Regions from separate parts of the Mus musculus genome. Here region 1 is linked to region 2. The links are chromatin loops, found by intact Hi-C in ENCODE. Cell type or tissue: heart. All regions are shown on one strand. Each heading gives the region's core, and the rest is flanking DNA. Links, peaks and the distances in the headings are about the cores only. Region 1 has its middle 120 kb from the start of Gm35251. Region 2 has its middle 73 kb from the start of Cenpc1.

Evidence for each region. Peaks named below come from ENCODE experiments on the same cell type or tissue, not always from the same donor. Only the 100,000 strongest peaks of a DNase experiment are listed, where the experiment ranks them.
Region 1: a loop joins it to region 2, with 18 times the contacts of the local background. A loop is called at or near these places in 6 of 42 quality-filtered maps.

What each region holds. Positions count from the first base shown.
Region 1 is chr5:85,578,088-85,594,794 of GRCm38, reverse strand. No RefSeq gene overlaps it. Among named protein-coding and RNA genes, the nearest start is that of Gm35251, 120 kb to the left of the region's middle. In heart, for the core only: a CTCF peak has its summit at 7,892 (motif pointing left); no DNase peak of the experiment used is centred there.
Region 2 is chr5:85,984,416-86,001,122 of GRCm38, reverse strand. No RefSeq gene overlaps it. Among named protein-coding and RNA genes, the nearest start is that of Cenpc1, 73 kb to the left of the region's middle. In heart, for the core only: CTCF peaks have their summits at 6,370 (motif pointing right) and 8,841 (motif pointing right); no DNase peak of the experiment used is centred there; H3K27me3 peaks cover 1,642 bases.

The DNA of each region.
Region 1 (16,707 bases), core at 3,608-11,607, 410 kb after region 2:
GGAGTAGGGAAAGTTGCATATCATGTTTTTAATTATTATTTTCTACTATTTTCTTTAATTATTCATTTTCTATTGTGTTTATGTAAATTTTAATTTACCCTATTTACTTTTGGAGTTTTCTTCTGTCGAACAGTGATTAAGATTCACAGTCTTGTTTACCAGATGGAGTTTAAATGACCTCAACAGTCAAAACAAAATTTCTCGGTTTCAGGGAGCCTCTCCTGTTCAATCTGGAGATGAAGTTTGAATATTTGAGATCAAGGACCTGAGGACTCATCTCTTCTAATTTGTTAGAGTATATTGAACATTTTATTTGCATTTACTTTTCCTAAACATTCCTAATAAAAATTAAAGAAGCAGGTCTTTTGTTTTCTAAATTCATCAGCGTTTTCTTTAGTTTGTATAATTGTCAACTCCTGTTGTGTGATCCTAATGAAAAGAATCCATTTTTAACATGCACCCCTTATTGTGGCCCTGATGTTACCATATAAATTAAATATTTTTTTTCTTGGAATCGTGTGCTGAATGTATTTATAGCACATTATATAATACCTTGGAATTAACATATTGTAATGTAATAGTTTTTATTTTTATTTTTAGAGAATGCCAGAAATACCATAATATCATTTTCCCTTCATAGTACCTCAATCCACTATGTAGAATAGACATGCAAGCAACAGTTAACAGTACTACTCTTAGATTAAGAGCTAGATAATATCTTAATAAAGACATGTATATATGTACACATATATAACTCATATATGTAGTAAGTAGAACACCATGTGATCTCCACAACACAAAATCTAGTTTTTGGTCATGAATCTATCACAAGTGCTTATTCCCTACCAGTCCCACTCCCAACGTCACATGTTAATATGAGTAGCTGTACTTTCCCTCAATACTTACGTATGCTAATTAGGCATGAGGTGCTGAGGTGCTTCTGTCAGAGGATGGACAAGATATCTTCCTTGAGTGTTTTGAACTTCTGGGCTAGTATCCACTTATTAATTAGTGCATTCCTTGAATGTTCTTTTGTGATTGGGTTACCTCACTCAGGATATTTTCTAGTTCCATCCATTTGCCTAAGAATTTCATAAATTCATTGTTTTTGGTAGCTGAGTAGTACTCCATTGTGTAAATGTACCACGTTTTCTGTATCCATTCCTCTGTTGAGGGACATCTGGGTTCTTTCCAGCTTCTGGTTATTATAAATAAGGCTGCTATGAGCATAGTGGAGCATGTGCCCTTATTACATGTTGGAACATCTTCTGGGTATATGCCCAGAAGAGGTATTTCTGGATCTTCCGGTAGTACTATGTCCAATTTACTGAGGAATGACCAAACTGATTTCCACAGTGGTTGTCCAATTTGGGGATCCATCCCATATACAGTCCCAAACCCAGACACTTTTGTGGATGGCAACAAGTGCTTGCTGACAGGAGCCTGATATAGCTGTCTCCTGAAAGGCTCTGCCAGTTCCCGACAAATACAGAAGTGGGTGCTTACAGCCATCCATTGGACTGAGCACAGGGTCCCAATGGAGGATCTAGAGAAAGGACCCAAGGAGCTGAAGGGGTCTGTAACCCCATAGGGGGAACAACAATATGAACCAACCAGTATCCCCAGAGCTCCCAGGGACTAAACCACCAATCAAAGAGTACACAAGGAGGGACTCAAGCTTTCAGTTGCATATGTAGCAGAGGATGGCCTTGTGGGACATCAATGAGAGGAGAGGCCTTTGTGAAGGTTCGATGCCCCAGTGTAGGGGAATGCCAGGACAGGGATGTGGGGCTGGGTGGATTAATGAGCAGGGGTTGGGGAGATGGGATAGGGAAGTTTTCAGAGAGGAAATGAGGAAAGTGGATAACATTTGAAATTTAAACAAAGAAAATTTAAAAAAAAAGGATATCTTCCTTGACCTCAGGAACTCATTCTAGGATATCAAATATCACTGTCTTTCAGTGCCACAAGTCCAGAAGGTAAAAGGCAACCTCATGATTTATAGTTATAGTAAAGATATAAACCACGAATTACTGCCTTTTTAAACTATAAATCAGATACTTTTCATGTTATCATTTTATGTCTATCATAGAGTACCGGTGAACCATAATTCCTTCTATCTATACATTCATGCTTGACTCTTCAGGACACTTGACATTTTCTTTATTCTATTAAATACCTCACAGCAATTCCAAACCTTTATTTAATCCCTCAAATTTATATTCAGCCTCAAATTTATATTGTTTCAGGCAGAATTAACCAGCGCTTTTATGAGATCTAAGCATTTTCGCTTCTTAATAATAGTCTTATCTTAATAACACTTTACTTCCGAGACAGAACTACTTTTCCCATTCAAGGCTAATGTATCTGTCCATGGTCCTGACTGTTATTACTATTTGTTTTTAGGCTTGAAGCTCCACTTGACTGTAGAAAAATTGTTTCTCATATTGTGACAGTAGCACTTACATCAGCATCTCAATCAATTCCAAATAATTGTCCTCTGGTAAGACTTTGTGTCTCTAGCATTAATAATGACCAAGTAGGATTTTAGGAAAAGCCAGAAATTCACATGCTTTAGATCAGACTGTCACCTGCTGCCCTGAATCCCCATTTCTGTTCTTAGTATCACACAGTGATTAAACAAAGAAAGAAAGAAAGAAAGAAACAAACAAACAAAAAAGATAGCTGGGTGGTGGTGGAACATGCCTTTAATCACAGTACTTGGGAGACATAGGGAGGGAGATCTCTGAGTAGGACACTGGCCTGATCAATAGCATGAATTCTCATACAGTTAAGGCTACACAGAAAAACCCTGGCTTGGGCAGTCCCCCACAAAACATAACTAATATAACACAATGTGACATAACATAACATAACATAACATAACATAACATAACATAACATAACATAACATAACATAACATAACATAACATAAACATAATACATAACATGAAACCCAAACACAAAAAGAGAGACTATATATCAAATTCATAGCTCAAGACACATCATTGTTAATGCCATAATGTTTTATCTTGATCACAAACTCAGGTTCAGACAACCTAAACTATATCCTAACAAGATTTTACCTCCACTGGGTTTTGCGTATTTCCCAGTCTGAAAATCCTCTGCCTTTTACACATGTACTCACCTTTAACTGTCTTGTCCATAATACATTCTGTCTCTTTTCTATTGATGTGCCATTTCCATTTGATCTCTCTCTTTCTTTTTTAAAGTAGGTTTTGTTTGAATTTGTTCCTTGATAACTTAATGATTGAATACTATTCATTCTGACTTCTCCAGTGCCGTGTCCACTCTCCACTTCATCCCCACTCCTAATATGGTGTCTCCTGCCCTCTACAAGTTCTTTTCCACATCCACCCCTTTTTCTTTCATTTTGGGTCCAACTGAGTTTATCCTGGGTAAGCTGCATGACCATAGGTATTGAACTACTCGGGGGAGCCCAGTGTGTCCCTCACTGGGCGCACAGCTGAAGCTGATGACTGTTTCTCCAGAATCTGTCAGTAGTCACAGGAAGAAGTCAGTCTTCACCTTGAACTGATGGTTGTCACTGATAGGCTTGCTCTAGTGCATTTCCAACGGTAGATGTGTAGAATATAACTATATGACTCAAAGACAGTGGTTCCCATCCTTTCCCTGTCTACAGTCTCTCATGCTTTCTTCCCATTAATCGGTGATACTCCCTATGTTTTTAGGTGGGTGTGGTAACTTGGGCCCAGAAATATATGTTAATTTTTATCTTTATGTATTTAATGCCTGTGGAGTCTCAGAAACTAAAAAAAGGACCTGGGATTGCTTTAACGGTATGAGAGTAGCAAAATGAAGGTGATAAGGAAACAGAGAGGGAGCAATATTGGAAGTGGAAAATTTCTCCTGTCGTTCTTCTGTCCTCCCTCTCTCCCTTCTCTCTATCTATCTTGCTTTTCCCCCATTCTTTATTGTGTATATTGTGTGCATGTGTGAATGTGTTTATGCATGTGTTCCTGTGTGTGTGTCAGAGATCAACATCAGATGTCCTTTTCCTTTACACACACACACACACACACACACACACACACACACACACACACACACACACACACACGGCTGGCAGTGAGTTCTAGGTGTCCTCCTGGTTCTGCTTCTCCGGTACTGGGATTACAAGTGTATACAAGTGTACCCACTTTTTTATGTTTTTTTTTTTTAACATAAATTTCAAGGAGAAAATCTCAGGTGCTTCTCCTTGTAAAGGTACAATCACTTTATCAACTGAGCCATCTGTCCAACCCTTCATTCCCATTTATGCTAAAGAAATCTCAGATATCGTCTTACATACAACTTTTATTTTGTTTTTCTTGTAATAGGGAAGACCAGAGATGGCATACTATAACTGTTTTTCATAGTTTTTCAAGATTTCTGCCTGTCTCCCTTTAATATGCCATGGCTCCTTGTTCATCTCAGGCACGTGAGTGTAGATGTTGTACATCTCACCTCTCCTTGCAAAGCCACTGTCACACTTGCTAATTCCCGGGTGTGTTCAACAATTGAATACATAATGTCTATTATTTTTCTTACTATCTGAAACATTCATGTAAACACTTTAAAATATTGGACCTGTAGTTACTTAACTGCACAATATTCAAAGATTATGTGCTCTCCACTCCTTCTGAGCTGCACACTCTTATTCTGTATTATCCGATGGCAATCTCCACAAAACCTCGTTCAGTAGCATCAAATGCTGTCACTCAAATATGCTACTATGTTTCTCTAATTCTTCCAAATATGAGTATTTCTACCCTAGCTAGGGTTTCATATACCAGTTTAACTACATAGATCTACATTTTTCTTCTTATCCAGATATACGGCATTCATTACATTGTTTTACTGTGACAGTTCCCCTGAAATCCCTTAAAGTATCTTGGCGTGTCCTTTGTCTATATTTCCAGGTAAAATATCAATTCCTGTTTCACCTTCTTTCTAGCTTTACCTGTATCTTAGCATTCAGAATAGCTGAGGGAAAACTAAAGTCTTTCAAGTGCACTCACTGGTCTACTTCAAAGCATAATGGGAAGCATTATGCATTTCCTCAGGCTGACAAAGCTACCCAAGGCTGGTTCCCTACTCAACTCACCATCTACCTCCTTCAAGTATCATTTTACACCTTATCTTCCTTGAGGACTTTAGCATCCTTTTACCTTCTTATTCTTTGATGACTCTCTACATAGCAAAGAGAAAATAGAAGAAAGCAGATGTCATCTGCTGACTATGCAGCTGGCCTACTTACTTTCTATCACAGATGATCGTTACCTGTGGAGAGTAGTCCTGTAAAGTTGTGTAAAAGTCCCTTTGAAAATTTCCCCCTTTCTCTTTTTTACTATAGGTGCAGCGGCTCAAATAATAAGCTATTCCTAAATGTGTATCTTTAAAAAGACATTTCATCATCCCTAGGATCCAGGTGTTCAGGAAGTGATCAGGTAGCAAGCAGGTGCTAACACAGGATCCGCATGTGATGTAGTTAGGTAATCTCCTGAGCTCAAAAAAGAAAAAAGAAGAGCTCACAGTGTCTCAGAACTACCCTCCATTGCACCTCTGCATGGTTGTTTTGGGCTTTCTCAAAGCACAGTGGTTTCATGGCAGGATCATTGTTCACAATGCAGTTTAGCACTGCACAGTGGGAGTGCCCCAGGAACTAGGGAGCAAATTGCATTGTCATTCCCGTCCTCACCTCAGAACAGCAAGATACATCACACAGAGTCTATTTTCTGGTCCTTTTGATTTAGGCTGGATCATAAACTGCAGAGACTTATGAGGATGGAATACAAACCTCACACCTTAATGAGGAGGAGAATGTCAAAACCCCAACGTAGGGTAGCACATGGGGTGGGAGATGGATTATTGTGGCCTTCCTCACAGGCTAATGGATATTTTCTTCACTACCAAAGTATCTGTATACAAATATTCAACAAAATTAATTTTAAAAATGCAAAAATGTCCTGCATCTCTTTGTCCCCTGACTTGATCAAAAACTATTTTTAACGGCGCAAAATATTTTATGTGTTTTCATATACCAACCTCTTATTTGTTTCTTCCCTTGAGGCATGTGTTATCATTACATTAGACTAAATGCTGTTGCCAAGGTCATCCATCTTTCAAACTGAAGCTTTCCCATTCTGCTTCATGGCCACATTATTTTTTGTTTTATGTATTTTTGTTATTAATTTATTTATTTGTTTTACATCCAAGTATCAGCCCCCTTCTTCTACCAGTACCTCGTCACACAGATTCTCCCTCAAATTCCCCTTCCCCTCTCAGAAGGGGTTGGTTTTTCTACTCCACCCCCAGCTCATCAAGTCACTTCAGGACTAGCTACATCTTTTCCCACTGAGGCCAGACAAGAGTAGGGGAACTATGGATCCATAGGCAGGCAACAGATTCAGGCCCAACCCCTCTCCAGTTGTTGGGGGACCAGACAAAGGCCAAGTGGCACTACCTACATGCAGGGGGGAGGGTAGGTCCAGCCCATGCTTGCTCTGGCTGATGGTTCCGTTTCTGGGAGCCCCAATGGTCAATACTAGTTGACTCTATTAGTCTTTCTGTGGAGTTTCTATCCTCTTTGGATCTCTCAATCCTTCAACAACCTCTTCCACAAGACTTCTGATCTCCATCTAATGTTTGGCTGTGGGTCTTTGCAACAGTTTTCATTGGCTCTTGGGTGGAGCCTCACAGAGGAGGTTTTTTTTTGTTGTTGTTTGTTTTTTTTTTTGTTTGTTTGTTTGTTTTGTTTTTCGAGACAGGGTTTCTCTGTGTAGCTCTGGCTGTCCTGGAACTCACTTTGTAGACCATACTGGCCTCGAACTCAGAAATCTGCTTGCTTCTGCCTCCCGAGTGCTGGGATGAAAGGCGTGTGCCACCACGTCTGGCACAGAGGAGCTTTATGCAAGGCTCAAGTCTGCATTTTAAGGGACTACTCTGGTCTTAGACCATTTTACCTTCATTATGAATCCGTAAGCGCCTACTCCTTGCCATTTCCCTGCCTCTCTTATGCTTTCTTGGGGTATACATGTATGAGCATATGGGCGTTTACTTCTCAATCCCATCATAGCTCCCATCTCTACTCTGACAATATCTAATCAAGTCCCTTTACCCTAAAATACTCTTTTTTGGTGACTTGCATATATTAATTTCCAAAATTTCCATGTGTTCTGAACTTTTATGGTTCTACTTGATGTCTATATCTGGTTATCTGATTGATATAGTGCACTTATTATTTGCACAATAGAATTCAACTGTTATCTTTCTTCATGATATTTATCTTTATCCCAAAATATGTGTATTTCCCAGACCCTCTCATTTTGAAAAATGAAGAAATCAGTAACCCAGGTGCGTTACCACCTGTTAAGGAAGCTTTTGGGAATTTCCTCCTCATACCCTTCATATTCTATTCATTAAAAAGAAAAGTTTCATTTATACTTGTTAAGCATATTCGGACTGACACATTCTGTGAATTCCTCTCTATGATTCTGGCTCCACAACGATGAATCATCAATAATTTATAAAAGAGGACAACACATGTTCACTTATTTTATTCTTTACAAAAACAAAGGTTATCTTCAAGAGAGTTTAGAATGAACATTTTCATTATAATCCTTCAAAGTCTCCTCAAGCACCTTTAGAACCCACGCAGTCTCTTGATTGCATCCCACAAGGTGTGACCCTGCCTAACTCTTCCCTCATCCATCACCTTCACTACTTTCTTGTTTTCACACCATCATCTGGCTGTTCTTTGATTCTTGCAAACTCCTTCTGTTTCTCACACTGGGAGTTCATGTTCCTTCAGCTCTGAGAATCCCCATCAGTTGTTTTCTGCATTTGAGAGAAACGAAAGGAGCCTGATGCGCCCCCTGCTGGTGCTGTTCTGCATCTTTTTTTTTTTTTTTTTCCTCATCTTGCTGTTGCTTTCTAATACTGCTCATAATAATTCCTATGAGCAGGGAAAAGATAACAAAGTAGAATATAAGACTGATTTTCCCTGTTATTTATAAAAAGAAATAATTTAATTTTAGCACATACCTTTTTAGAATAGTAGTATATAACTAAAAACGTGATTTATAACAACTTAAAATTGTTATTGTTATCATGTAACTTTTTTGTGGTGCTGAAAACTGAAGCAGGTAGTCCCAGGACTAGAACTATATTTTCATTAATGCGACCAATTACTTCAGGGATATAACTGACAGTTTAGAAACAGGGGTTTGAAGGGGGTTTCTTGTATTGTGGACATGGTTCATTAAGATTTTTGAGGCTTGCTTGCTTGTTGATATTCACAGGGTTCTCCGCATATTATAATAATAAAGATAATAGGAGAGTGAGAGACATAGAGAGAAAGACACACACACACACACACACAGAGAGAGAGAGAGAGAGAGAGACAGAGAGAGAGAGAGAGAGAGAGAGAGACAGAGACAGAGACAGAGACAGAGACAGAGACAGAGACAGAGACAGAGACAGACAGACAGACTGACAGACAGACCGACAGAGACACAGAGAGATCAGCTGTTAAGTAAATTTTGGGCTCTGTGGAAGACCTAGGTACAATTCTCAGCACATATGTTGCGTGACTCACAATCACCTGTTGAGTTCCATAGGAATTGAGGTTCTCTTCTGGTCTCTGTAAGCATAAGCACATGCATGCCATGTACACGTAAGCACAGAAATAAACGCAAACAATGTAAAGGGAGTTGGAGTCATTGCACAGTTTAGGTGCATCTGCTGCTCTAGCAGAGGATCGGGCTCAGTTTACAGCACCTAAATGGCAGATAGTAACTGTCTGAGACTCTAGTTCCAGGGAGCCCGCAACCTATTCTGGTCTTTGTGGGAATCAGACACACATTGTATATCTACATACAGGCAAGGAAAATACCCCCACACCTAAAATATACATTAAAAAATCCGATTAAGAATAAAAAGATAAGAAAAAAGAAGGGACTTAAGTTACTTTTGTAGCTTCCTTCATCTTCTCTAATGTAGTCTTGCACACTGGTTCTGTTTGGATATTAGTGTGGCAGAGAAAAGGTGAACATATGACTTGTGACACTTTTCAGTGGCAGAACCTAAACCAACATTTCTACATAGCTACAGCAAATTGAGGAAGCAACAAGGAAAGGGATATGTCTAGCCATTCTAGAGGATTCTGATCAATGTCTGCTTATTACATGGGAGAAGGAATGATTAATTTCCAGAAAGGTACAATAAAAGTTGGTCATATTTAAAGAATACTTTAATATAGCTTTCCAGTAAGGTTACACTTTCCACTAAAACTCATAGCCCAAGAAGTGTTGCAGGATACAACAAAGTGTTTTAACAATTAGTGATATGCTTACTAGCCAATAGAGTTCTTCTTCTGTACCTTCATTTTGTTTATTCCTGGCTTTAACCCATCCACTCCCTTTCTGTGAAGTAAATTATGCCTGGCTGTGGAACTGACAGAGATGCTTTGAATTTGTTGATGTAATATCAGATGTTTATCTCTCTATGTCACTCTCCCTAGAACTATTGTAGTGTTCTTCTCTGGAATGTAAACGTAACTTAGTAAATAAAGACAATGGAAGGCTGGGTATAACATCCAACTTCTATGGGTATACTGTTGGAAGAACACAAAAGAGTAAAAAATACTAGTCATTGTTAATCTTCAGATTTCTTGTAAGCCATGAATGACATATCTTCATTGGTTTAAGCAATTCTTATTTAGAATTCCTTTAACTTGATGAACATTCCTTCGACAGATGCAGGGTTTTCCTGGAGTAGCTCACACAGAAAAAGAAAGGGATAGGAGAGGATATTGTACCAAAAGCAATTTGACCAAGTCATCTATGTGTATGATTTTTCCAAACTGGTTTAATGAGTGGAAGTCTTTACTGTGGCCTTGTTTTCATTTCCTGTTACCCCTAGTGCGATGCTCTGTGATACCTTTGATTTCTCTCTATTCTGCTTTTGTATGTTACAGAATAGAATAGAGGTAGCTCCTGCCTGATGTAGTTTCATAGCTTGACATAAAAACCAAATGAAGTAGCTGGATAAAAAATACACACATAGATATCAGTAGCCTTCTATATACAAGTAAGAAAGTTTGAGAAACAAATCAGGGAAACAGCACTGTTCATAATAGACTTAAATAATATAAAATATCCTGGGAAAACTCTAACGAAGCAAGTGAAAGAGTTGTACAATAAGATATTTAAAACATTTAAAAAAGGAATTGAAAAAGATATCAAAAGATGGAAATATTTCCCTGATCAAGGTTTGGTAGGATTCCTATAATAAAAATGACCATCTTACCAAAATTAATTTACAGATTTACTTAAATCACAGTCAAATTTCTGAGATAATATCTTGAGAGATTAAAGATCATTTTTAGCTTCATATAAACACACACACACTCACACACACACACACCAAAACAACAGAATAGATAACACAATCATAAATAACAAAAGATCTGGAGGTATCACCAACCCTGGGATCAAAAATTGTACAAATGACAGCTCATGCTGGTAAGGATGTGGAATATGGGGGACACTTTTCCATTTCTGGTGAGAGTGCAAACGTACAGCCAGTATGAAAATCAGTGTGGAGTTTCCCTCAGGAAGATGGGAATTGATATATCCTATAATCCAGCGATACCTGTCTTGGCCATTAACCCAAGGGTGCTTCATTTTATTACGGAAACAGTGGATAAACACTGTTTATAGCAGCATCATTAATACTAGTCAGAAGTTAGAAACAGCCTAGATGTTTCTCAAGAGAAAGATGGATGAAGAAAATGTAATACACATACACAATGGGATAATACTCAGCCATTAAAAAAATGATAGGATTAAATTTGTAGGTAAATGGGTAGAACTAAAATAAAATAACCCTGAGTAAAGAAACTCTGACCTAGGAAGACAAATATGGTGTTTTGATTATGTTGGGTACTATCTGCTAAGGCAATCATTACTAGTATTCAATAGAACCACAAAGAATAGGTATAGAGTACAGAATATAGGAAACCGGTAAATCTCCATAGGAAAGAGAAATAGAATAGATAATTATGGATGAATAGGGATAGGAGTGAGAGGATCAAGTGGTGAGGCAGCTTGGAGGATTGTTTTGGGAAGGAATATAGAAAGAGACAGCTAAAATCAAGGGCATTTTACAAAACAATATGAAACCTAATATCATAGATGCTTCCTAAAATATATACATATATGAACATGATATAAATGAAATTGCCAAATAATTGTCAAAAAATGGAGTTACAGAGTCCCAGTTTGATTTCTATTATTATTATTATTATTATTATTATTATTATTATTATTATATTCTTTATTTGCATTTCAAATGCTATCCCGAAAGTTCCCTATACCCTCCTCTTGCCCTCCTCCTCTACCCACTCACTCCCTGTACTGGGGCTTATAAAATTTGCACCACCAGTTGTGCCAGCACCATGTGTTGAAAATGCTGTCTTTTTTCCACTGGATGGTTTAAGCTCCCTTGTCAAAGATCAAGTGACTATAGGTGTGTGGGTTCATTTCTGGGTCTTCAATTCTATTCCATTGATCTACCTGTCTGACATTGTACCAGTACCATGCAGTTTTTATCACAATTGCTCTGTAGTACAGTTTTAGGTCAGGCATGGTGATTCCACTGGAGGTTTTTTTATTGTTGAGAATAGTTTTTGCTATCCTAGGTTTTCTGTTATTCCAGATGATCTTGCAAATTGCCCTTTCTAACTCAGTGAAGAACTGAGTTGGAATTTTGATGGGGATTGCATTGAATCTGTAGATTGCTTTCAGGAGGATAGTCATTTTTACTCTATTGATCCTGCCAATCCATGAGCATGGGAGATCTTTCCATCTTCTGAGCTCTTCTTCAACTTCTTCGGAGACTTGAAGTTCTTGTCATACAAATCTTTCACTTCCTGAGTTAGAGTCACACCAAGGTATTTTATATTATTTGTGACTATTGTGAAGGGTGTTGTTTCCTTAATTTCTTTCTCATCCTGTTTATCCTTTGTATAGAGAAAGGCCAGTGATTTGTTTGAGTTAATTTTATGTCCAGCAACTGCGCTGAAGCTGTTTATCAGGTTTAGGAGATTAATGTTGGAATTTTTAGGGTCTTTTATATATACTAGCATATCATCTGTAAATAGTGATATTTTGACTTCTTCCTTTCCAGTTTTATCCCGTAAATTTCCTTTTGTTGTTGAATTGCTCTTACTAGGACTTCAAGTTGAATGTTGAATAGGTAGGGAGAAAGTGTGCAACCTTGTCTAGTCCCTGATTTTAGTGGGATTGCTTCCAGATTCTCTCCATTTACTTTGATGTTGGCTACTGGCTTGCTGTATATTGCTTTTATTATGTTTAGGTATTGGCCTCGAATTCCTGATCTTTCCAAGACTTTTATCATAAAGGGATGTTGGATTTTGTCAAATGCTTTCTCAGCATCTAATGAGATGATCGTGTTATTTTTGCCTTTAAGCTTGTTTATATAGTGGATTACGTTGATGGATTTCCATATATTAAACCATCCCTGCATCCTTGGGATGAAGAATACTTGGTCATGATGAATGATTGTTTTGATGTGTACTTGGATTCTTTTGTGAGGATTTTATTGAGTATTTTTGCATTGATATTCATAAGGGAAATTGGTCTGAAGTTCTCTTTCATTGTTGGATCTTGTGTGGTTTAGGTATCAGAGTAATTGTGGCTTCATAGAATGAATTGGATAGAGTGCCTTCTGTTTCTGTTTTGTGGAATAGTTTAAGGAGAGTTGGAATTAGGTCTTCTTTGAAGGTCTGATAGAACTCTGCTCTAAACCCATCTGGTCCCGGGCTTTTTTTTTGGCTGGGAGACTATTAATGACTGCTTCTATTTCTTAAGGGGAAATGGACTGGTTAGATCATTAATCTGATCCTGATTTACCTTTGTTACCTGGTATCTGTCTAGGAAGTTGTCCATTTCATCCAGGTTTTCCAGTTTTGTTGAGTATCACTTTTTGTAGTAGGATCTGATGATGTTTTGGATTTCCTCAGGTTCTGTTGTTATGTCTCCATTTTCATTTCTGATTTTGGTAATTAGAATACTGTCCCTGTGCCCTCTAGTTAGTCTGGCTAAGGTTATATCTATCTTGTTGATTTTCTCAAAGAACCAGCTCCTCGTTTGGTTGATTCTTTGAATAGTTCTTTTTGTTTCCACTTGGTTGATTTCAGCCTTGAGTTTGATTATTTCCTGCTGCCTCCTCCTCTTGGGTGAATTTGCTTCTTTTCGTTCTAGAGCTTCTAGGTGTGCTGTCAGGCTGCTAGTGTATGCTCTCTCTAGTTTCTTTTTGGAGGCACTCAGGGCTATGAGTTTTTCTCCTAGGATTGCCTTCATCGTGTCTTATAAGTTTGGGTATGTTGTGGCTTCGTTTTCATTAAACTCTAAAAAGTTTTGAATGTCTTACTTTATTTCATCCTTGACCAAGGAATCATTGAGTAGAGTGTTGTTCTGTTTCCACATTTATGTTGGCTTTCAATTATTAATGTTGTTATTGAAGATCAGCCTTAGTCTGTGGTGATCTTATAGGATGCATGGGAAAACTTCAATATTTTTGTATCTGTGGAGGCCTGTTTTGTGACCGATTATATGGTCACTTTTGGAGGAGGTACCATGTGGTGCTGAGAAGAAGGTATATCTTTTTGTTTTAGGATAAAATATTCTGTAGATATCTATTAAATCCATTTGTTTCATAATTTCAGTTAGTGTCCATGTGTCTCTGTTTAGTTTCTATTTCCAGGATCTGACCATTGGTGAGAGTGGGGTGATGAAGTCTGCCACTATTTTGTGTGAGGTGCAATGTGTGCTTTGAACTTTAGTAAAGTTTCTTTAATGAATGTGGCTGCCCTTGTATTTGGAGCGTAGATATTCAGAATAAAGAGTTCATCTTGGAAGATTTTACCTTTGATGAGTATGAAGTGCCCCTCCTTGTCTTTTTTGATAACTTTGGGTTGGAAGTCAATTTTATTCGATATTAGAATGGCTACTTCAGCTTGTTTCTTCGGGCCATTTGCTTGGAAAATTGTTTTCCAGCCTTACACTCTGAGGTAGTGTCTGTCTTTTTCCCTGAGGTGGGTTTCCTGTAAGCAGCAAAATGTTGGGCCCTGTTTGTGTAGCCAGTCTATTAGTCTATGTCTTTTTATTGGGAAATTGGGTGCATTGATGTTAAGAGAAATTAAAGAAAAGTAATTGTTGCTTCATGTTATTTTTGTTATTAAAGTTGGAGTTCTGTTCTTGCGGCTGTCTTCTTTTAGGTTTGTTGAAGGAGTACGTTCTTGCTTTTTCTAGGGTGTAGTTTCCGTCCTTGATTTGGTGTTTCCCTCTTATTATCCTTTGAAGGGCTGGATTCATGGAAAGATATTGTGTGAATTTGGTTTTATCATGGAATACTTTGGTTTCTCCATTTATGGTAACTGAGAGTTTTGCTAGGTATAGTAGCCTGGGCTGGCATTTGTGTTCTCTTAGGGTCTGTATAACATCTGTCCAGGATCTACTGGCTTTCATAGTCTCTGGTGAGAAATCTGGTGTAATTCTGATAGGTCTGCCTTTATATGTTGCTTGACCTTTTTCCTTACTTCTTTTATATTCAGCCTTTATTTAGTGCATTTGTTGTTCTGATTATTATGTGTCGGGAGGAATTTCTTTTCTGGTCCAGTCTATTTGGAGTTCTGTAGGCTTCTTGAACGTTCAAGGGCATCTCTTTCTTTAAGTTTGGGAAGTTTTTTTCTATAATTTAGTTGAAGATATTTGCTGGCCTTTTAAGTTGAAAATCTTCATTTTCATCTATTCCTATTATCTGTAGGTTTGGTCTTCTCATTGTGTCCTGGTTTTCCTGGATATTTTGAGTTAGTATCTTTTTGCATTTTCTTTGATTGTTGTGCTCATGTTCCCTATGGAATTTTCTGTACACGAGATTCTCTCTTCCATCTCTTGTATTCTGTTTTTGATGCTCGCATCTATGGTTCCTGATTTCTTTCCTAGGGTTTCTTTCTCCATCATTGTCTCACTTTAGGTTTTCTTTATTGTTTCTACTTCCTTTTTAGGTATTGGATGGTTTTGTTCAACTCCATCACCTGTTTGGTTGTGTGTTCCTGTAATTCTTTAAGGGATTTTTGTGTTTCCTATTTAAGGACTTTTACCTGTTTAGTAGTGTTTTCCTGTAATTCTTTAAGGACTTCTACCTGTTTAGCAGTGTTCTCCTGTATTTCTTTAAGTGAGTTATTAATGTCCTTCTTGATGTCCTCTACCAGCATCATGAGATATTATTTTGATTCTGAGTCTTGCTTTTCAGGTGTGCTGGGGTATCCAGGACTGGGTGAGGTGGGAGTGCTGGGTTCTGATGAAGGTGAGCGGTCTTGGTGTTTGTTAGTAAGATTCTTTTTTTTCTCTTTCTTTTTATTGGGTATTTTCCTCATTTACATTCCAATGCTATCCCAAAAGTCCCCCATACCCTCCCCCCCACTCCCCTACCCACCCACTCCCACTTCTTGGCCCTGGCATCCCCCTGTACTGAGGCATATAAAGTTTGCACGACCAATGGCCCTCTCTTTCCACTGATGGCCACCTAGGCCATCTTCTGATACATATGCAGCTAGAGACAAGAGCTCCAGGGGGTACTGGTTAGTTCATATTGTTAGTAAGATTCTTATGTTTGCCTTTTGCCATCTGGTAATCTCTGGCGTTAGTTGTTATAGTTGTCTCTGGCTGGAGCTTGTTCTGCCTATGATTCTGTTAGCCTCTTTCAGCAGTTCTCTCCTGAGTCTCAGTGGTCAGAGTACTCTCTGCAGGCAAGCTCTCCTATTGCAGGGAAGGTGCACAGAGGTCTGACCTTCAGAGCTGTGTCCTGGCTGAAAGTGAAGGCCAGAAACAGCGCCAGTCCCAGAAGATGTTTTGCCTCTGCAGTCTGCACTCTTACCTGTGCAGACTGGTCTCTGAGGGACCTGGGACACAAGATGGCTCCCTTACTTGCTCCAGCAGTCAGAGCCCTCTCAGGCAGACACCTCCCCAGCTTGACTTCTTTTGTCACTAAATGAACTAAGAATGGGTTATATATAATCTATTGGCCAAAGGGATTTCATGGGAATCCCTTCCCTTCAAGCACAGATTGTTGCCAAGGTTATGGCTTGCTCTCCATGAGTAATAGTTAGGCCTTATTGCTGAAGACAACACTTATACAACTCCTTGAACATGGAAAAGTGGATCTGTTGCCTACGTAGAGCCTTTGCATCTATATTCTAGCATCTTTGGTAAAGGTAGTTACTCTGCATGCTACCAATGGGAAGTGTAAACACCAACTCAGCTACAAACTCTTTGAACTACAATGATGTTCTGCTTACAATATATAATGTTGGCACAAAGCATCTGGAAGTAATCAATCTATATCTTACTTAAGGCTCAATCCATGAGATAAAGCCTATATTGATGCTGCTTGGGTGAACAATAACCCCCTAGATATCCCCGGGGACAGTTATGATTTGGTCTAGTGTATATAGTTCTTTTTGGTATGGCCTATAATGAGAAATCCAGAATCTGGAAAGCTCCCCAGGTATTTGTACCATGCATGCACTAGGTACCAACAACTACTTTTATTTGTTTTCAAACCATGTACCTGCTCATGATCCCAGTGTCTCCTCT
Region 2 (16,707 bases), core at 4,661-12,660:
GGTCCCGTGAGGTGCTCAGAAGGAGGTATATCCTTTTGTTTTAGGATAAAATGTTCTGTAGATATCTGTCAGATCCATTTGTTTCATAACTTTTGTTAGTTTCACTGTGCCCCTGTTTAGTTTCTGTTTCCACAATCTGTCCATTGATGAAAGTGGTGTGTTGAAGTCTCCCACTATTATTGTGTGAGGTGCAATGTGTGCTTTGAGCTTTACTAAAGTGTCTTTAATGAATGTGGCTGCCCTTGCATTTGTAGCGTAGATATTCAGAATTGAGAGTTCCTTTTGGAGGATTTTACCTTTGATGAGTATGAAGTGTCCCTCCTTGTCTTTTTTGATAACTTTGGGTTGGAATTCGATTTTATCCGATATTAGAATGGCTATACCAGCTTGTTTCTTCATACCATTTGCTTGGAAAATTGTTTTCCAGCCTTTCACTCTGAGGTAGTGTCTGTCTTTTTCCCTTAGATGGGTTTCCTGTAAGCAGCAGAATGTTGGGTCCTGTTTGTGTAGCCAGTCTGTTAGTCTATGTCTTTTCATTGGGGAATTGAGTCCATTGATATTAAGAGATATTAAGGAAAAGTAATTGTTGCTTTCTTTTATTTTTGTTGTTAGAGTTGGCATTCTGTTCTTGTGGCTGTCTTCTTTTTGGTTTTTGAGGGATTACTTTCTTGTTTGTTCTAGGGCATGATTACCGTCCTTGTATTGCTTCTTTTCTGTTATTATCTTTTGAAGGGCTGGATTTGTGGAAAGATAATATGTGAATTTGTTTTTGTCGTGGAATACTTTGGTTTCTCCATCTATGGTAATTGAGAGTTTGGCCGGGTATAGTAGCCTGGGCTGGCATTTGTGTTCTCTTAGTGTCTGTATAACATCTGTCCAGGCTCTTCTGGCTTTCATAGTCTCTGGTGAAAAGTCTGGTGTAATTCTGATAGGCCTTTCTTTATATGTTACTTGACCTTTCTCCCTTACTGCTTTTAATATTCTATCTTTATTTAGTGCATTTGTTGTTCTGATTATTATGTGTTGGGAGGAATTTCTTTTCTGGTCCAGTCTATTTGGAGTTCTGTAGGCTTCTTGTATGATCATGGGCATCTCTTTCTTTATGTTTGGGAAGTTTTCTTCAGTTATTTTGTTGAAGATATTAGCTGGCCCTTTAAGTTGAAAATCTTCATTCTCATCAACTCCTATTATCCGTAGGTTTGGTCTTCTCATTGTGTACTGGATTTCCTGGATTTTTGAGTTAGGATCCTTTTGCATTTTGTATTTTCTTTGACTGTTGTGTCGATGTTCTCTATGGAATCTTCTGCACCTGAGATTCTCTCTTCCATTTCTTATATTCTGTTGCATCTATGGTTCCAGATCTCTTTCCTAGGGTTTCTATCTCCAGCGTTGCCTCGCTTTGGGTTTTCTTTATTGTGTCTACTTCCCTTTTTAGTTCTAGTATGGTTTTGTTCATTTCCATCACCTGTTTGGATGTGTTTTCCTGTTTTTCTTTAAGGACTTCTACCTGTTTGGTTTGTTTTCCTGCTTTTCTTTAAGGGCCTGTAACTCTTTAGCAGTGCTCTCCTGTAATTCTTTAAGTGACTTATGAAAGTCCTTCTTGATGTCCTCTATCATCATCATGAGAAATGTTTTTAAATCTGGGTCTAGATTTTCGGTTGTGTTGGGGTGCCCAGGACTAGGTAGGGTGGGAGTGCTGCGTTCTGATGATGGTGAGTGGTCTTGATTTCTGTTAGTAGGATTCTTACGTTTGCCTTTCCCCATCTGGTAATCTCTGAAGCCAGCTGTTATAGTTGTCTCTGTTAAGAGCTTGTTCTTCAGGTGACTCTCTTAGCCTCTATAAGCAGACCTGGGAGGGTAGCTCTCTCTTTAGTTTCAGTGGTCAGAGTATTCTCTGCAGGCAAGCTCTCTTCTTGCAGGGAAGGTACCCAGATATCTGGTGTTCGAACTGGCCTCCTGGCAGAAGTTGTGTTCCACTCACTAGAGGTCTTAGGATCCCGTGTGGAATCCTGTGTGGGCCCTTGCAGGTGTCAGGTGACTCCACTGGCAAGATACCCCGGTGCTAGAGTGGAGTGGAAGGGACTTGTGCCCCAGGTCAGGCCCGGGTAGTCTGCTTCCCTATTTACCGCAGTCTCATGTTCCGCTTGATTGGATTGGGGCAGGCGCTGTGTTCCACTCACCAGAGGTCTTAGTATCCCGTGGGGACTCCTGTGTGGGCCCTTGTGGGTGTCGGGCGCCTCCACTGGCAAGGTACCCCGGGGCTCGAGTCTGTTTTCTATTTTTTAAAATGCTTCCCAAATTAAATGATTTTTAAAATTTTCTTTTACTATTTTAGGATTTATTTCTATTCCGTGATACGGCAAGCCTAAGCAACTTGGGGGAGACAAGGTGTATTAGTCAGGGTCCTCTAGCATCACAGAACTAATGGATAGTCTCTATTATAATAGTAAGGAATTTATTGATGACTACAGTCTGCAGTCCAATTCCCAACAATGGTTCAGTAGTAGCTGTGAATGGAAGTCCAAGGATCTAGAAGTTACTCAGTCCCACATGCAAGCAGGCAAAGGAGTGAGAGCGAGACTCCCTTCTTCCAATGTCCTTATATGGTCTCCAGCAGAAGGTGTAGCCCAGATTAAAGGTGGTGTGTTCCACCACACCTTTAATCCCAGATGACCTTCAACTCGGAGATCTCCCTGTCTTAATCTTCTGGAATCCATAGCCACTATGCCTCAAGATCTCCATACCAAGATCCAGATCAGAAACTCTATCTCCCAGCCTCCAGATTAGGGTCACTGGTGAGCCTTCCAATTCTGGATTGTAGTTCATTCCAAATTGACAACCAGGAATAGCCACTACACAAGGGTTTATTTTACTTTACTCTTCCAGGTAACAACACTATACCACTGAGGGAAGTCAAAGTAGGAACTCAAGCAAGGCAGTAGCCTGAGAGACAAGAACAAAAGCAGGAGCCGTTGAGGAGTATTGCCTTTTGGTTGCCATCTCTTGCCTTGCTCCATTTTATTACACCATTCAGTAGTACTGGCCCATGGGTAGCACCATCCACTATGGACTGGACCCCCCACATCAATCAGTTGTTAACAAAATGCACTGCAGACTTGCCTACAGGCCAATCTTCTAACATCATTTTCTCAATTGAGAGTCCCTCCCTAATGACTATAGCTTGTGTTACGTTGACTTAAAACTAGCTATCCCAACGATGGTGGCAAGAGCATAAAATATGCTTTTAATGTACATTTGTTGAGTTTATTGAGCTAACTTGAGTACTGGGTCTCTCCTCAGTGTGGTTTGAATTCACATCTCTATCCTAAAGTTGTGTTAGAAGCTTAATCCCTAATCATGGGAGGTGAGACCTAATTGCAGGTATTTAGGCTAAGAGAACCTTACTTCCTAAACCGATGAATGTTGTAAGAGTTTGAGGTGTGAGTGCAGTTTTCTCACCCATGTGGTGATTTGAATATGCTTGGCCCAGGGAGTGGCACTATTAGGAGGTGTGGCCTTGTTGGAGGAAGTGTATCACTTTTGGGGGGAAATGGGGCTTGAGACCCTCCTCCTAGCCATGTGGCAGCCAGCCTTCAGATCAAGATGGTTTCTGCCATGATGATACTGGACTAAACCTCTAAACCTCGAAGCCAACCTCAACTAAATGTTTTCCTTTATAGGAGTTATCTTAGTCATAATGTCTCTTGACAGCAATGGAAATTCTAAGACATCGACCCTTGCCATCTTATGACACAACAAATAGGCTCTCACCATATGTGGGCTGCTGATTTGGCTTGATGAGCCTAATTATTTTGTGTTTGTTATGGATTATTTGGCATGCTGTACTTTATTGCAGAAACAGAAGAAGAACTAAGACACTCCTATAATTTCATTTCCAGGATTTTTCTCTGCGTTTCCTCATTTTTGCTAACATTGCTCCCCTGGGTTCTTTTCTGTCCTTCAGTTCTGAACTTTGGCTTTCAGACTTTGTCTAATGACTGATGCCTGAGTCTTGATATTTATTATCCAGAAGCTGTGTCTGCCTTTTTGAGGACACTATCACTTCCTGTTGGATCATCAACCTGTATTTCTCCCTGACTCTGTCATTCCTCCTACCCCTAGTCTCACACCCAGGCCACTCTTGGCAGCTTGTCTTGATACATCTGCCATGGAATCTGTCTGTTAAACAAATTGTCACTCAGCTCAAAATGCTAGCATATTGAATGATCCCATTTACATTGCAAGTATTCTTGTCCCAACTGGATTAAGGCCATTGCCATATATATTTTTAGAAAGTTTTCTTTTTTTCTCCTCACCAGAAGAGGGAGAGGCAATGATAGTGGGAGGATAAATGAACATTTGGTAGAGCAATTATATGGTAAACCCAGGAAACTCCAGTCAGCATGTTTCTCTTTATAGAGAGCCAGCAGGGATTCCTTTGCTTTAGTTTATGGAGCTGAGCAAGTAAGTGCTGTGCTACAGATAGCTAGTTCTGGGTCACCGTTACCGTGGCCAATAGGACACAACAGAAGTGACAGTGTGGGGTAGTCTCTGGATAGGCTATCCTTTCGTCTTAGCTCCAAACTTTGTCTCTGTAACTCCTTTCATGGGTATTTTGTCCCTATTCTAAGGAGGAACGAAGTATCCACCCATTGGTCTTCCATCTTCTTGATTTTCTTGTGTTTTGCAAATTGTATCGTGGGTGTTCTACCCCCAGAGCTCGTGTCTCTAGATGCATATGTAGCAGAAGATGGCCTACTCGGCCATCATTGGGAAGAGAGGCCCCTCGGTATTGCAAACGTTATATGCCCCAGTACAGGGGAATGCCAGGGCCAAGAAGCGGGAGTGGGTGGGTAGGGTGGGTGGGTAGGGGAGGGGGGTGGTAATAGGGAACTTTTGGGATAGCATTTGAAATTTGAAATGTATATAAAGAAAATATCTAATACAAAAAATGTGCAGCCAGGAGTGGTGGCACACACCCTTGGGAGGTGGATTTCTGAGTTTGAGGCCCGCCTGGTCTACAAAGTGAGTTCCAGGACAGCCAGGGCTATACAGAGAAACCCTGTCTTGAAAAACCAAAAAAAAAAAAAAAAAACCAAAAAAAAAAACCAAAAAACAACAAAAAAAAAAAGTGCAAAGTCACATGTGACAAAAAAAAATTTTTTTTTCCCCTCAGGCTAGTTCCAAGTGTAAGCCTTAATGTGGAAAAAGCTTGTTTGCTTTTTCACGAAAAAAATAAAAGTGAAGCTAGTGCACTCAGTAAGAGAGCACATGGAGCACAGAGCAACCGTGTCAGCTGAGGCCAAGCGAGGCCACCGAGCTTCAAACCTACAGAACTGCCACCTGTGTAGAAATGAATCCCCCGAACGCCGGAAGACTCGCCTGCCTAAGGCCGGCGAGGTAACGTAATGACCTATAGAATTCTATTTAACTTAGGGTTGTCATGGTTCTTATGTATCTGACATAACACACAACTAACCATCAGTTACTAATACAACAGTCGACTGAGGCAGAATAGAAGTCTATTCTAGTGAATTCATTTATGCTGCCAAGTCTGAGAAAAGCCAGGTGGGTATTGGTTAAGGATGGATGTGTTTGCAGTCCATTGTTGACTCAGGGGTTCCATAGAAAAAATGATGGATTTGTTTTTAACTGAGTTCCAGTTTTTGAAGGGTTAATTCTGGTAATGCTTTACGGAACCATGCAAAAACCTAGAAATATCTTTGTTTTCAATGTCCTGTGCAAGTTAGGTTATACTTTAAGACTGTGATGGAAGTTAAATTGCACAAGGGATTAAAGAATTGAGATTTTCATGACCTCAGCATTGATATTTCAAACCAGTGCTTAGGACTGCCAGTGAGCTTTCTTTCAGCTCATTCCTTGCTAGCAGTTTGAAGTGAGGGAAATAAAGGGAATGGCTAATTGTACAAATACAAGGGAAGTTAATAAAAGAACAATGTCAAGAATAGAACCACAGTGTGTTATCTTCAAGTTAAGTGACCTAATTGTGCTGATTGAATTCTCTAAGGGTGTCACTGATGTTGTGAAAACAGATCAGTACACTGGCTTATAAATAGAATTCCGAAGAGCTATGCAGATTTCAGCCCTGTATATACACAGCTGTCTCACATAACTTACAAACAAATGTATGGGAAACATTCCTTTTTTTTTTTTTTAAGAAGGTTATAGAGATATAACATTTGGGCATCTGGCATTTGAAAACAAAATGCAATCATCTTTTAAGTATTAGTGTTGCATACACATACAAATTTACATACAAATATTGTAAACTAACATAGCTATACAACGTACACCTCCCAGCTTTTATAGAAACACATTTTACAGTAACACATTGCAGTGTGAGAATTAAACCACAAGATGGCAGAACAAGATTTCTAAGGAAAAAGAAAAAGTTTTTGCTTGCTTGCTTTTCTTTTGCCTAAAGTAGAAGTGCAATTAACCCTGACATTCATTCATTGCAAGGATTAATTAGCTAGACATAAAATACCATTTCCAAAATTATTTTAGCTTTCTAATAATTTGCATTTTATTTTTGTCCAAGAGGAGCCAGGATTGAGAATTTACCTTGGCAAAAATAAATCTACATTTTATTTATTTATTCATCTATCTATCTATCTATCTATCTATCTATCTATCTATCTATCTATCTATCTATTGGTTTAAAGACTTGACTTTAACATTCAATGCCTATTGCAGAGGTCAGTTATACTAAGATGACTGGAAATCAAAGGAAGATACATATCTTATGTTTTTGCTCCTAAAGTTAATCTAGGAAGAACAGATTTAGGTAAATGAAGCCTCTTTTGCTGAGTGAGTGGAAAATGTGATTATCCAGTTCAAATTATGGCAGAGGCAGGTTAGGTTAATGTAGGAAGGAGGGCAGGAAGAGGAGTGATTGACAGAATACATGAACCAGAGACTTGCTGATGCATTTTTGTGGTCTTCTTGTACACCATCTCTTAATGTCCTCTGATTTGAGGGGATAACTCTTGTTACCATCTTTGGATTCTTGTAGAACTCAAACCTCAAAATAGATAGGTAATATCTGGGTAATAATAGTATGATAAGCAGCAAAAATCATGTCAGTTGGGATAGTCAAGTCCCAAGTCCTTATAACCCCTGAGCACATGCTAAATGACAGCAGAGCTTTAATTCTATTGTATGTGCACAGACCCTGCATTCTGGAGGTGGGGTCAGGAGGATGGGAGGGGTAACTTTGTGAGTTTCAGACCAGCTAGGGGTACATAGGACCCTGCCTTAAACAAACAAACAAACAAACAAGCTAACAACAGAGCTTTATTTTTTTTTACTCCATCAGAAAACATGTTCTAAATGTAATGTGATACAGTATAGTATATAATAATGAATAATGTACTCAGGGAATGGCCAGCTGTATGGCCAACCTGCAGATGGAGCCACCATAATTTGTAAGTATATGGTGGCCAGATGGGAGAGAAAGAGAAGTGGAGCAGCTTGAGCATTATGAAGAGAGGAGTAGCCTGTTGTAAGTGGCCAGTCCTGACATAGGGTCATGGTGAGGTCCCAGCCTGAGCTGCCGCTATGTCTGAGGACTATGCCTGAGTCTGTGGCTATGCAGTGGCATTGGTTGGTGTTGATGTCTGTGGCTCATTACCACTAGAGAACACAGGGATGTCCCTGGTTGAGGCAGCTGCCAGGGACCATGTAGATGTCCAGGGGTTATACAGAACTGCCCTTCCCATCACTGGATATGGAACAATGGCAAGTTGGCTCTATTTCTCACTGCTGGCAGTACTCAGGAGAATGGCCTCTGTGCCTTGCCCAGGCAGCACAGTGGAGCTGACCCTGATGGCTGGGTGTACATGGGCTGACCTCAAAGGTGTGAGTATGGAAGAGTTGACCCTGCCACTTCATCTACTGTGGGGTGGCTTAAAGTCCAGACGTGATAACCCCTCCTTACCTGTGGCATTTGGGAAAGATGCCCACAGGGTCATGAGAGTTGGTGAGCTGGTTCGGTCCCTCACAGGCTGCAGCACTTGGGAGAGTGGGCCTATGCCTTGACTGGGCATCACAGTAGAACTGGCTCTGGAGGCATGGGTGTGGGAGAGCCATCCAGAAGAGCATGAGAGCAGGAGAACTGACCCTGCCTCCTGCTAATGACAGCAGTGGGTGGCCTAGCCAGAGCAGTGCTGGAGTGCTCACCTTGGTGGTGCAGACAAGATTGATCTGGTGGGCCGACCAGCTCTGCTACCACCCAGGCCCAGATCCAGGGCTCTGAGTTGGCCCACCACAAAATCTATATCATCTGGGAATGGTTGGGAAGTGTGAAAGGGTCAGTTCTGTTGATCCAAAGCTGCAGGATCTCCATGACACCGGGAAAGGACAGGATAGCTAGGAGTCCCAGTGAGGATCCAATATTGATGGTGTCACAGAAGCCAGAGACCTTGAACCAAACCAATGACTCATTGTAATGAACACTTCTAAGTAACGATGTGTGCACAGAGGGGATTTTTGTGGGACACACTGTGACATGGTACAGCTTCCACGGTGAGACGTTTTCTATTCTCTCCCCCACCACCCCCCGTCTGTCTCTGTCTCTGTCTCTCTCTGCTTCTGTTGCTTTTTATTTGGGGGTAGGAAGATGTTACAAGGTCAAAAAGATTTGAGGAGACAGAGAGATGAGTGGGAACTGGGAAGCATGATGTGACACTCACAAAGAAATCAATTAAAGTTAAAAAAAAAAAGATTTTGTTTGTTTTTTGTTATTTTGATATCTGTTGGTGGAAACCAAATGTGGAGTATCTGCTTTTATGAAGGAAGTCCCATGATCTTACATGGCCAGTAGGTGGCACTCCAATCTTTATTATAATGACTCAACTTATGATTAATTCTTTATGAGAGTATGGAAAGGACATACGTCATATCTAACATATGGGACCTCTGGCAATTATGCCTCAGTTATCCTAAGAAGCCCCAGTGAAAATGGATAAAAATAATTTAAGGATTAGAGCTAAAGGGCTGGAGGGAAGATTTGGGTATTTGTTTTTCCTTTGGGAGTACCTTGAGTATGTAAGCGCTTTACAAACTGTCAAATTATTCAGTGCAGGGAATTTCAGTCCTTCATTTTAGAGCTCACAGGGAGGTCTCCAATTATTTCAAAATATCACAACAATCCTTTGAAGTTACTTAATCCTAAGGATAAATGTAGATCTCAATGATTTTTAGGAAAGAAAGAAGGCACCTTGCTAATTTATGAAGAAGCGAGCCCAAATGTATAATATCAGCACTCAGGAGTCAAGGCAGGAGAACCCAGAGTGCAATGTCTACACTCCATGAAACCTCTGCCTTAATAAGAAAGAAAGGAAGGAGGGAGGAAGACAGCAGCAGCAACTGAGAGAACCATCCCTTTCCCACCTAAAATACCTCCCTCACCTGGGCATCACATGTGTGCACCACAATATAGCCAGCACTGGACACCTGCCACAAAGAAGGGCACAACAGTGTTCATCAACAGTGCCATGTCCCCAATCACCTTTTCTTTTCCAAGCATTAACCCAGCAGATAGAAACAGAAGAGAGGGCAGAGGAATTAAATGATAGACAAGGAAAAAAATAGTAAGACCCTTTCATGTTTATGTGCAATTAAGAACAAAAAAATCTATGAAAAAGAAAACTTTTAAAACTTTCTAATTCTCTCATGTATTATATGATGACTGCAGTTTTCCCTCCCTCCCCTCCTTCAGTCTCACCCCACAGCCCTAGTACCTCTCCTTTATCTATAAGGATACATGACCAGATGTTGAAGTGGAGGAGAAAAGTAACAACTCAGCTGAGCTTTGAGCACATTTATCTCATTCATTCAGTCCTTCACTCACCAAGTACTTATGTGGTCAGCTTTCATTGAGGACTAGCTACTTGAGAAACAATTGAGGGCTGGAGAGAGGGCTCAGCGGTTAAGAGCACTGACTGCTGTTGCAGAGCTTCTGGGTTCAATTCCCAGGAACCACATGGTGGCTCACAACCATCTGTAATGGGATCCAATGCCCTCTTCTGGGTATGACTCCATGTAGGCGACCACGCTCCAGGGGTGGTCTCCCCTCACAGGAGCAATTAGGCAACACAAGCTGGACCTGATGAGTGGAGGCGAGAAAACGCCAAGTCCTGTGAGGAAGGAAGGAAGGGTGTAGAGAGTGGATGTGGGAGGAGTTAGGGGAGGGAGGTGAGTATGCTAAAATGCATCATAATATAAGATTCTCAAAGAATTAATAAAAATATCTAAAATGGGAACTATGTGTTGACAACCTTCATAGCAGACATTCATTGTGTTGCAGTTCTTGACTTGCTGGCCCAAGAGGCTTTGGCTAGCTACAGAGAAGGGCTTGTTTTCTTCTCTTATGTCCCCTCAATTTTCTGTCTTTCTTTCCTGCCTCAACACAGTTGCTAAAGGCTTGAAAAATTACTTGTCCTCCAAAACTGATTAGCTAGTAACTAACATCGACGTATCTGCCTCTAACGTAGGGTCACTGATTTGCTGCATTTTTGTTTGCTCAGATATGGATAACTTCAGTGAGGAGTTGTAGTGGGTCGCTTTCCACAGAGCAGCAGAAATGATGGTGCTTGACGTTTTTAGTGAAGCTGGAACGCCCTGTGACAGACATTCCGCTTTCCAGAGGTGCCATGCCCATCAGCCTGTCCTCTCTGACTTTGGAGGTCGAGAGCTATCTCTTGAGCACATAAAGCTCCCATCACAGCACACTCTCGATGTGCTCCAGTCTTGTTGCAAAGTTCAAAAGGGAGAATGTCTGCTGGAGAAGAGCTTTGCAATGTGTAAAGTGCTGGTTAAACGTGGGTACCATTATTCTACTCAGGAAGAACACTTAGCTCATTGCTTAGCAATGGTGAGGCAAACAGTGTCACTAAATAAGACAATATAATGGTCTTAAGAGGCTCTAATTCCATCTCTCTCTCTATTCAAGCACACAATTGCATTCTAACACTTCACAGACAGCCTGAAATGGGTCCTGTGGAGGCTGATAAGGAAAATTAGAACAAGGAGCTATTTGAGCCCTCATTTTAATAACCAAGTCAAGGAGCAGGCACTTTAATACTGGAAGGAAGGAACACTTTCTCTTAGTCCTCAGCAGGATAATGACTCCATTACCAAGCATGCCTTCCATAATAAAGGATTCAACTTAGTAAGGAGAAAGATGCCATCTCTACCATGGGTAAAAGCAGACAGTTAGGATGTATGGAGAACCGTTATTTTCACAGACTTAAAAACAAAACAAAACAAAAAAAAACCCTGAAAACCTGAAATCTTTTGACTATAAATGGGCCTCCGTTTCACAAATACCTGATGGGTATCTATGCCTTCGTTTGAATGGATACTTGCTGGCTTTCTGCATTACACGTGTGTGTGTGTAGATGTGCACTCGTGATTGACTTTTAGTGTGAGAGAATACAAAGGTGGTGCTGTTGTAGGAACAGCGGAGAAGCCCAGTTCTTGGGTTCATGTGAGAGTGTGCACGCGCATCAAAGCAGGCACATCTTTTCCTTCTGTTAATACTCAGTCTCAGTGAGCAATGGTCTGAAAAGCTTGAAATAAAAAATGAAGTGCTTCGAAACGGACTGTTGAGAGCACCATTAAGACCTACCACCCAGTGCCTGCAACAGACCAGACATCCAGAATATTTATGGCAAAATGAGCAAACAAGTGAGTGACAGCTTCATTCTACAGTGACAAGGATAAAAAAAATGCTCTAATGCTTAGCTCCTCAGCCCAGACTGTACTGTACTGCTTTTAGAGGTTTTACCCAGGAGGAGTCTTCTGTTCTTATGTCCAGTATTCCTAGTGACGATATTTCTTTTTCCCCATTAGCTTCAAATCTATAGCTTACTCTTAAGTCAATGAGCCAGTAATAGACAATGCTTGTGGAGGAACAATCTGCCATCTTCCATGTTGAGGTTCTCTTCCCCATGGTCTGAATGTGTCTCCTACTAAGAAAGGCTATGTGATGAAACCTAACGACTGAGGCAAGAGAATTTGAAAGCAGGGGTCTCTGTGGGGAGACCAAGAGTTGAACCCTTATCCATGACCTTGCTGTACTGGTGCAAAAGTGCAGAGAACTGCCTTGTCTCCTTCCTGTGGTCAAACAGCGAGGTGCGATCTAGATTTACCAGACACCAAATCTACCGGTGGTGGGTTTGCCCTTCACAGCTCCAGAACTGCAGAGTGTAAGTTTCTATGCTATCTCCACAACAACATTTTAGAAAAGTGCCCACATGACTGAGACATTCTCCAGTGTATGTAGCCTGTGGATACAGGCGCTTCTGAGGTCATAGAGTTACCAGCCGATACCTGGATATATAACCGGGCTTTTGTTTGGATCTTGGTTAGCTCCTTGCCTGGGTCTTCGACTGGAACAAGTTATTTAACTTTTGTGGACCTCCTTATAAAATCTGGGTAAGAGCAGTTCTTTCTTTTATAAGATGGTTGGGAAAACATTGAATAGGTGTATAGAGAGAATGTCCATTTTTTTTTTTTTGACTCAATACTAAGTTTCTAAAGTGAAGTTAACAGGTGGTTGCTTATGTGACATGGAATGGCACTTGTAAGTGCCCGTTATTCTCCACCTCTTCCCCTCAGGCTCTCGCGTGGTATTCTTTGCTGACAAGGGCAGACTTGCATTAAGGAGGAAAGTTGAGCAGAAGTAGGCAGCATAGCTTTTCAACTTCACATCTGGAAATGAGCAACCTGTGACTCTTCTATAAATAGGGTATTTTCAACATAAAGCTCATTTCTTGGAGTATATCAAAGATTCTGATTTATATCAGTAAACTTACCAGACTTTTACATTTCTTTCATTGCATATTAAAAAAATACTCTTCATTTTTACTAAAATTGACTCCATGTAACTCTAAAAGTAGAGACATAAAAAGGAAAAATTTAAACAGGCTTATGTTTTCCTAATCTCAAAACACTGGAGCTTATTTTCCATAATGCTATTTGGATCTGCATATGTTAATGAAATGTAACTAAAGTATACATATTGTTTGTGACATTTTCATTAAACACATGATCATAGATGCCATAGTTAGTTCTCCCCAGTCTACATAAATGGTAATATTTTCTTTGTTCAATTTAATTCTCAGAGTGTGTTCACTGTGCTTCCCCCAGAACAGCCTGAGTAGGTAAGTACTGGATCACAGCCAGTTTAGAGATGAAGAATAAAGGGACAGATAGGTTGAATGATTTGCTATAGTTCTGTCTATAGTTCTATAGGGGCAGAGTCAGGATTGAACATGCTGTTCCCAAATGAATTTTCTTTCCTTCTACTTCCAAATGATCGTGCATTTTAGTCTTTCCATGAATATCTCATGTGCTCTAAGTGTTCCCAGTGTTTTCTACATACTTGGTAACAAGGTTTCTCCCTTCCCACTCTGCCTGGCAGGGTCTAGCATATCACCACTTTGTGACAAACTGTTCTGGGACAACATTTGTGCTTCTGCTGTCCTCATCTCAGGCTGCTCAGAGGCTACGACTACTCTTCCTTATATTTCTCTTTCTAGGTCTTTTCTCTTGATCTCTTACAATATAAGCCAGGCTACCTCTTGAGGCAAATTTTATTCAGTTTCAGAAACTAATACAAGGAAAGCAAAGACAGGGTCTCCCTGACTCCATTCAGGCTGGTGTGTAAGTGGGAATCCTTGGCTACTCCTCATGTTCAGTGGTATGTTTCCAGCTTGCCTAACATACAGCTTGTCTCCATTGAATAGGTGCCAGTTTTCAGCTCAGCTCGCCTCTGATTTACACACTCATCTCAGTCTAAGCTTGGTTTCTAATTTTCAGTTAAAAAACAAATCTTATGTGGCCTTTTCCACAATATGACTGAAGAAAAAACAGCCAATTCATGTAGGGGATACTCTTTTTCCAACAACAGCACTTGGAACGTTACATGGGAGTCACAAGAGTAGAAAAAACAGCTGAATGTCTCTTATTACATAGATATAGTGGTTCTCAAGAAAAATAGTTTAAATCCCTAATATAAATAATATAAACATGCATCATGTTCATGTAAGTTTATCCTAAGAATGCCAAGTTTGATTTCTAGTGTAGAATAAATCTGTCAAATTATCATATTAGTCAACACACATAATGCTCTTTCTAAGCTGGAACTCTGCCTGGGTCCAACTGAGGGCCAAGACTGGGAAGCCCAATGGCGAGAAGCAGGAGAAGTTGAGTCCAGCATCTCTCAGGCTCTGTTGGAGCTGGAGATGAACTCAGATTGCAAGGCGATGCAGTGGGTACTTAACATCACCATGATGAAGGGAACTGAAGATGGTGGTGGTCTGGAGGCTCTCAATTCTCTACCAGTTCCTTGGCTGAAATCCATACAGGAAATCCAAGTCGGGCTAGAAAATTAATTGGAGAAAAAGTTGAATGGGAAGCCCAGAGTTGTCTTTGCTCAGAGGAGGATTCTGCCTAAACCAAATAAAAAAGTCACACAAAAACTAAGCAAAAGCACTCAGAAGCACACTGACTGAGGTGCACAATGGCACCCTTGAGAGTTTGATCTTCCCAAGGGAAGTTATGGGTATCCATGGGTATGAGGGTCCATGGGTAACTGGGCAGTAACTGACTCACCAAGGTTCAGTTAGACAGAGGGCATCTGAACAACACGGAGCACAAGGATCCCAGTTGTTTCTGTCCAACAGAAACTCACCTGAAGAAATGTGAATTGTGATTTCCCAGAGTTTCAATTGTAGGCAGAAATGACTAAATTAAATGTCACCCAATAGAGTAGGAGAAGGCCAGAGAGGAGGAGGAAGAGGAAGGAAGGAAAACCTAAAATACAAACAGTATTCTTATGATCACCTCAAAAGACCCACAGAAGGCTTAGTGGTTAAGCTCTCTTGCTGTTCCTCCAGAGGATTCAAGTTACAATTGCAGAATGTTAATCCAAAGATTCAAGGAGAAAGTCCACTGACCCAAGTCATCACAGACAAATTAATTAAACCAAGCGTTTATTTGTGTACATGGGCTGCCTCTTCCTAAGGCGGGGAGGTCAGCACTGGACATGGGCAAGATAAGGGTTTTTATAGCTGGGGGTAGAGGGGTCTCACATGGAGATCTGGCAGGTAAATAGGCAGTGTTGGTAGCATAAGGTAGTTATGACAAGGTAATCAAAAAACCCTCTTAAAACAAAAATAGGTTTGCAAGATGGTCATAACAACCTTTTGAAATAAAGGCATGGTTGCAATTTCCTGGGATAGGTAGTGCAGATCTACTTGTAGTTAACGCTACAGGTCGGGTGTAGCCCAGTCCTTGAGAAACAGAGATTTAACTATAAAGAAGAATGAACCTTGTTTGTCTTTACTATAAGATGGTTTTCAAGCCTAAGATGAAGGCAGGGCAGTTATCAAGAACTCATTCAGGTTGCTCCTGTAATCCCTGCTCTAGGGAATACAATGCCCTTCCCTGTCTTCTGCCAGCACCCTCAAACCTGTGGCATACAGACATGCAGACACATCCAAAAACAGAGGAAAGCTGTTAAAAGAATTCACCATTTTTCCTAGTAAAATACATAGTGAACTCCACTAAATGGGATTTTCTACTTAATGGTGGTTACAAAAGCTGTATATCTAACATCAAGTACATTAGTGAATGCTTTCTCTCCAAGATCAGAGACAAGGTTCATTGCCCTCACCACTTTCTTACCAAACAGTAGGGTCCTAGCCAAGGCAGTAAAGTGGGGATGGAGAGAGCAAGCATTGTAAATGGCAAACAAATAAAGCTATCTTGATATCCAATCTAAAACACACAAAAAGAGACCAGTAAAATGATTGTTTACCGAAGATGAAAGATAAAATAATATATATGACCATATACTAGCAATGAACAATTGAAAACTGAAATAAGAGATATTGTTTATAATAACATAATAGAAATATAAGAAACTTATGAATGAATATATTAAAAGGTGTAAAGTACATGTATATCAAAGCATACAGATTAAGAAAACCCAAATAAATGAAATGCTAGGCATTTTTCATGGGTTGGAATAAAATATTAAAATATAAAGTTTACTGAAATGGATTCACTTAATGAACAAATGTCAGCAAATGTTAATGAAAATTGCTAATTTTATTTGAAAATTCCGATAGAAGATCCAACCTAATTTTAAAGAGAGCAACAAGATTAAAAGGTGAATATCCCAGTTTTCCACTTTTTTTTTAATGTAGCTACAGTGGTCAAGGAAGTACAGTATAAGAAGGGAGATAAAGTGATGTGACAATGGAAACTCAGAAAACAAACCTGTATGCACAGCACACAATGTGTTGGTGAGCTGCTTTTGACAGATGCATGTAGAGAACTCAGTAGAGGATTCAGAATAGTCACATAACTATTCCTGGAACAACTGAATATATACGTGTATGAAAGCTGAAATTCAAACCTGACCTTAAGAAGTATACAGAAGTGCACTTAACACAGATCACAAAACTAAACTTAAGACATAGTTCTAGAGAACTTCTAGGAAAAACTTGAAGATAATTCTTGTGATCTGGGTTAGAAAAATAATTCCTTGACATACACTAAAGGTAAGATGAGCTATGTTGGTCTTCATGAACTTAGAACCTCTTTTGAAAGGCACTATTAACAAAATGAAAAGAAAATGTACAAAGTGGGAGAAATGTTTGCAAATAATAT